2 separate regions of the Homo sapiens genome follow, and region 2 is linked to region 1. The links are chromatin loops, found by intact Hi-C in ENCODE. Cell type or tissue: heart left ventricle. All regions are shown on one strand. Links, peaks and the distances in the headings refer to the core of each region. The heading gives the core; the rest is flanking DNA.

Region 1 (2,921 bases), core at 120-2,619:
TACACTCTCACACTTTAAAGTCCCTGAAGTCCATTATACCACTCTGTATGCCTCTGCGTACTCATAGCTCAACCTCCCGCTTTTAGTGAGAACATGCGGTTTTTGGTTTTCTACTCCTGTGTTACTTCACTTAGAATAATGGCCTCCAGATCCATCCAAGTCGCTGCAAAAGACATGATTTCATTCCTTTTAATGGCTGAGTCATATTCCGTGGTGTATATATACCACGTTTTTCTTTAGCCACTCAATCCATGGGCACTTGGGTTGGTTCCGCATCTTTGCAATTGTAAATTACGCTGCTGTAAACACACATGTGCAAGTGTCTTCTTCATATAATGACTTCGTCAAGCTGCTTTTAGTTGGTATCTCTTATTGACACCTTCACTCATTCGAATCACTACCATACAAACTCAATAAATGTTTATAGATCAATAAATGGTTTTATATGTCTGGTATATAGTAGGTGTTTTAAGCAGTGGTTGAGGTATCCTGGCCAGGCAAGAAATAACTTTTTTTTTTTTTTTTTTTTTGAGACAGAGTTTCACTCTTGTTGCCCAGTCTGGAATGCAATGGCACCGTCTCAGCTCACTGCAACCTCTGCTTCCTGGGTTCAAGTGATTCTCCTGCCTCAGCCTCCCAAGTAGCTGGGATTACAGACACCCACCACCACACCCAGCTAATTTTTGTATTTTTAATAGAGACAGGGTTTCACCATGTTGGCCAGGCTGGTCTCAAACTCCTGACCTCAGGTGATCCGCCTGCCTCAGCCTCCTAAAGTGCTGGGATTACAGGCATGAGCCACCATGCCAGGCCAAGAAATAACTTTTGGTTGCACATTGCTAGTTGCCATTGGATGTCAGACACATTTCAGAATCCGTATGATCCGATAAGTGGGCAGAGAAAACAGGTTTAAGGAGACAGGGAACAGCAAGAAGGAGAGGTTGTCAGTCTGTGGTTTTCTATAAATGGATTATTCTTCCCCACCCACATCTTACAAGCCACAGTGACCATTCTGTGTCTAACAAGCAGTCTGTCATTTGGGGAAGAGGGATTACAACCCTCTCTTTCCTTGTAACAGCTGTGATAATGCAGCCCAACTGCCCGCTTAGGTGGCAATCAGTCATTCGAGGTCATGGAGGCCCTGCACGGAGCCACTTGTGAAGAAGCTGTCGGACAAGGAGACCTGGAAGAAAATGTGTGATAGCAAAGTGTCAGGCAGCGATGTGACAGCTGGCTTCGTTTCCCCCAGAGAGCTATTGTCATGGAAAGCTCTGCTCAGCCCTGAAACAAGATAACTTCATCAAGTCAGAACTGCTGGGAGAAGTGCTTTTGGCTTGAAGCAACCTATCTGAGAAAAGGCGGCAAAGAGGTGGGAGCGGTCGGAGGAGTGACCACAGGGATTTGACTGGGAGTTTCCTTTATAACAAACCTTGTTAAAGTGAGAGGGAGGGAGTAGCATGGAATAAGGGTTGGCTAGGGGCCAGGCAATCATTTACCTCTGTTATTCTTACAACCTCCATTTGTCCAGTGCAATACTTCATAGTTGCCAGACACTGAGATCAACACTTTACAGAAACCCTCTGTATTGGTTTGCTGGAGTTTTGTAACAAGGTGGCTCAAACAACAGAAATTTATTCTCTCCCAGCTGTGGAGGTCAGAAGTTGAAAATCAAGGTGTCAGCAGGGGTGATTCCTTCTGAGGGCTATGGGGGAGACTCCACTCTGTTCCAGGCCTCTCTCCTTGGCTTGTAGATTGCTGTCTTCTCCCTGGATCTCTTCACTTCCTTCTGTGCATGTCTCTGTATCCAAATTTCCACTTCTTATAAAAGCACCAGTCTTACTGATTAAAGCCCACCCAAATGGCCTCAACTTAACTTCATTACTTCTGTGAAGACAAGATCTCCAGTAAGGTCCTATTTCCAGGGGTTAGAACATCAGTAGATGCATCTGGAGATGATACAATTCAACTCACAACACCCTCTTATTCAATGCTTACAACGTCGGTAAGAGGAAAGGCCTACAAGAGTCATTTAATCCCTTTGGGAGGCCAAGGCAGGCGGATCACGAGGTCAGGAGATCGAGACCATCCTGGCTAACACAGTGAAACCCCGTCTCTACTAAAAATACAAAAACAAAATTAGCCAGGTGTGGTGGCGGGCACCTGTAGTCCCAGCTACTTGGGAGGCTGAGGCAGCAGAATGGCGTGAACCTGGGAGGCGGAGCTTGCAGTGAGCCGAGATCCTGCCACTGAACTCCAGCGTGGCAGCCTGGGCGACAGAGCGAGACGCCGTCTCAAAAAAAAAAAAAAAAAGTCATTTAAGAGAAAGACCTATCAAAGTCATTTAAGGGAAAGGAAACAGACTCAGAGGGGCTGTGACACTGGCCTGACATCATGCCAGCCTCCTTTCCTATTTGCATACAATGGGTGCTACAATTATGTCATCATGCACTACACACATCCCACTAAAGTGTGAGTCCCATGAGGGAAGAGATTTTATCCCTTTTGTTCACTGATGTTTCTCTAACACCCTGCACAGTGCCTGACACATTTAGAAAGGACCCAACGAGTATTTGTTGAACAATGAATGAATGAATGCAGGATTCATTGACCAGTTCTAGGAGCTTTTTGGATGAGTGTTTGGGATTTTCTAGGTACACAATCATATCATCAGCGAGCAGCGGCAATTTGACTTCCTCTTTACCGATTTGGATTGTTTATAGCAGCACAATTTGCAATTGCAAAAATACAAAACCAGTCCAAATGCCCATCAATCAACAAGTAAATAAAGAAAATGTGATATATATATATCACATTTATATATATATAAACACACACATATATATACATGTATATATACACACATGTATACATATATACACACACATATATACATATATATATACACACACACACATATATAT
Region 2 (2,921 bases), core at 179-2,678, 52 kb before region 1:
AGAGTTGGGTTTCACCATGTTGCCCAGGCTGGTCTCAAACTCCTGGGCTCCAGTGACCCACCCACCTCAGCTTCCCAAAGTGGGAACACAGGCACAAGCCACTGCACCCAGCCCTTGAATTTCACTTTTAAAAGTGGAAAAATGATGGAAAGATAACTTGTAAATCAATAGAAGGACCTACCTTCTATTGATTCCAAACAGATACCTATAATTATGCTATTTACCTGGAGATCTCACATGCCAGACGACAAATGTTTCTCCACAATTATGTGATTTTTGCATTGCATAATTTAAGTGTTCAAGTTGTCGGGAAAGAGCACTTATCTATAAATATAAAATTATGTATGTGTATTATCCGGTTATAAGGTAATCAGTAAACAGCGTATTTAAGAAAAGTGTACAGTAATTACTAAAGCTTGCTATTTGGGGCATATTACTTAACCAGGTAATGAAATAGCTGAACACTAGTTTCTACTTAAATGTCATTCATTTGCAGATAGGAAGACACTCTGCAGCTTTTAATTAAATCATAGAATATCTCAGCTGTACTGTCCATTAGGTAGAAAGTTCTTTCTCTTTTATAGTGGGATGAACTGAGGTTTACTTCTTTGGCACCAAACCTAGAAATAAAGGTTATGAAATCTTCAAAAGAATTTTCCACATCCCTTTAACGTCTGCCTTATATGTAAAATGAGATAATTTTTATAAAAAAAATTTACTTATGGTTGACTTCAGAACTGAGATGGAAGAGCATAGTATCCAGAAACTAGTAATTGTTGAGTGCCTACTATGTGCTAGGTATTGTGCAAAGCACTTTGCATGTTTGACCTCATTAGAACCACCTGTCTTTTGCGGGTGATAAAACCAAGGTTCAGAGGGCTGATATTGCATGTCCAAGGTCACACAGCTTTTGAGTGGCAGAGCTGGAATTTGAAATCAAGCCAATCAGACTCCAAGGTCCATGTTCTGGCTGCCACAGCATGAGCTCGGAAGCTGGTAGTTAAAGGGATGAATGCCAAAATTTTCTTCTAATTGTCGGGTTCTATGACGCCAGTTTTTGTAGCTCTACTCTTAACTGGCACAAAAATAGCATCTGGTGAACAAAGGCTCACGGGAACCGAATTCTGCTGGATAGTTCTGTCATCGTTGTATTTTGCAAAGCAAAGCCTGTAGGAATTATATCATTTGCTGCAAACATTATGTCTTCCCTTGAGGGTGGCAAGCAGTAGATTTTAGGACATAACCAGAGTCCATAGAGTACAGATTTTGAACCTGAACTGCCGGGGTTCAAATACAGACTCAACTATTTTTCATCCATGGATATAGGCAACTAATTTACCTTCTCTAAAGCCCAAGAACCCTCATGTGTAAAATGGTTTTCAGCATATTATGTTACTACTCACCTGAATTTTGTTTAATATATTACATACTTGGACCACAGCACATAAGTCAGATGTTGCTGCTGTCTTCATACTTAACTTAGTTTCAAATGCCAAGATGGATTCATTCATCCATTAAATAAATATCTGTGGACTACAAGCTATATGTCAGACACTGTGCTAAGCCCTGCCTATATACTAGTGAACAAACAGATGCAGTCTTGCCTTCATGAAGTTTGTAATCTACCTGATGAGAAAAAATGTATTGGTTAGAAATGCGTTTGGCTACAATTAATTTTTTTTAAAAGCTCCACACTGTCTTAAGCTGTAAGTACATGTGGGGCTTATAACCAAAGAAGCTCATAATAAACAAACCTAGATTTGGCTTAGCAGCTCAGTGATAGCATGAGAATCCTGGGACCATCCTGTCCTCTGTTACTCTCAGTGTGAAAATGAGGTCTCACCTCATGGTCACAAGATGGCTGCTATGACTCCAAGCAATACATCTCCACATGATGACACTCTTCCAAAAGGAAGGAATCGTTCTTTAATGAGAGAGGAAAATGTTTGTCGGAAACTCCTGGTAGATTTCTTAGGTGTCGTTGGCAAGAACCGAGCCACTGAGTCACATGCCCACCCCTAAACCAATTCCAGGCAAAATAAAATGGAATTTCCACAGATAAATCAGACCAATTGTGATGCATCCCCTGAGGCTGAACAATTGACTCTTTCTTTAGTGAAAAAAAAAAAAAGAAAGAAAGAAAAAATGGGAGAATGTTTGTTGGACAGATGAAAGATATCAGGTGCAGTCAGGAATACAAGAGACACTGCTGTGGGAGGGAGCCTGGGTTCAGTGTAAGGAGATCACCAGGAAATGCTGAGAAACAGACCAGCTGAGGTGCCAAGTACCCAGTGGGAAAAGGAGCCCAGAATATGCGCCTGTTGGGGGAGCTGAGATAGCCAGACATAGAAGCAAAGGAATAGCACAGGGAGTCTCAAACTCCAGGGTCTACAGGGACCAGGCTGGCAATGAAAATGGGCAAAGCAACCTGGACAGAGGTCAAAACAAATGGGAGAGGGCCCATCTGTCCAAAGGGACCAGCAGCTATTCCAAAATAGCCTACTATTGCCAGTGGGAATTTTGGTCCAGGGATGCATCAGCTTCTGAATCTTCAAAAGAAGCCAGAAATCTAGATTTCTAAAGAGATCTCCCAATTTTTAAGGATTGGTAACACATTAAAAATAATGTTAATAAAATGGTGACCCAAGCAAAATATCTACAGGCTAGATTCTCTGCATGGACCTTCAGTTAGCAGCCTTAGGAGTAATATTGCCTTATCTAATCCAGGAGGCTCTCACAGCAAAGCCGAGTGAGTGTGCATTAGTTCCTACTTCCTTGCGTCATAATGCCCCAACATGTTCCTAGACCCTAGTGTGCTCCTCAAGTAATATGTTTCCACTCTTTCTAGCACCTTGCAGTCATACATGGATGTCTTCCAGTCCTGGATCATACTTATTCTGATACTCAGAAGGATCAAGAGA

What was found. A loop is a pair of places that touch in the nucleus more often than their neighbours do. Peaks named below come from ENCODE experiments on the same cell type or tissue, not always from the same donor. Only the 100,000 strongest peaks of a DNase experiment are listed, where the experiment ranks them.
Region 2: it touches region 1 in a loop (14-fold over the local background); 9 of 110 quality-filtered maps call a loop at or near these places.

The regions. Positions count from the first base shown.
Region 1 is chr16:9,368,658-9,371,578 of GRCh38, reverse strand. All of the region lies in intron 1 of LINC02177 (long intergenic non-protein coding RNA 2177), which reads right to left. Among named protein-coding and RNA genes, the nearest start is that of LINC02177, 15 kb to the right of the region's middle. In heart left ventricle, for the core only: no CTCF peak of the experiment used is centred there; a DNase peak (open chromatin) is centred at 1,178; H3K27ac peaks cover 644 bases.
Region 2 is chr16:9,420,982-9,423,902 of GRCh38, reverse strand. No RefSeq gene overlaps it. Among named protein-coding and RNA genes, the nearest start is that of LINC01177, 23 kb to the left of the region's middle. In heart left ventricle, for the core only: no CTCF peak of the experiment used is centred there; no DNase peak of the experiment used is centred there.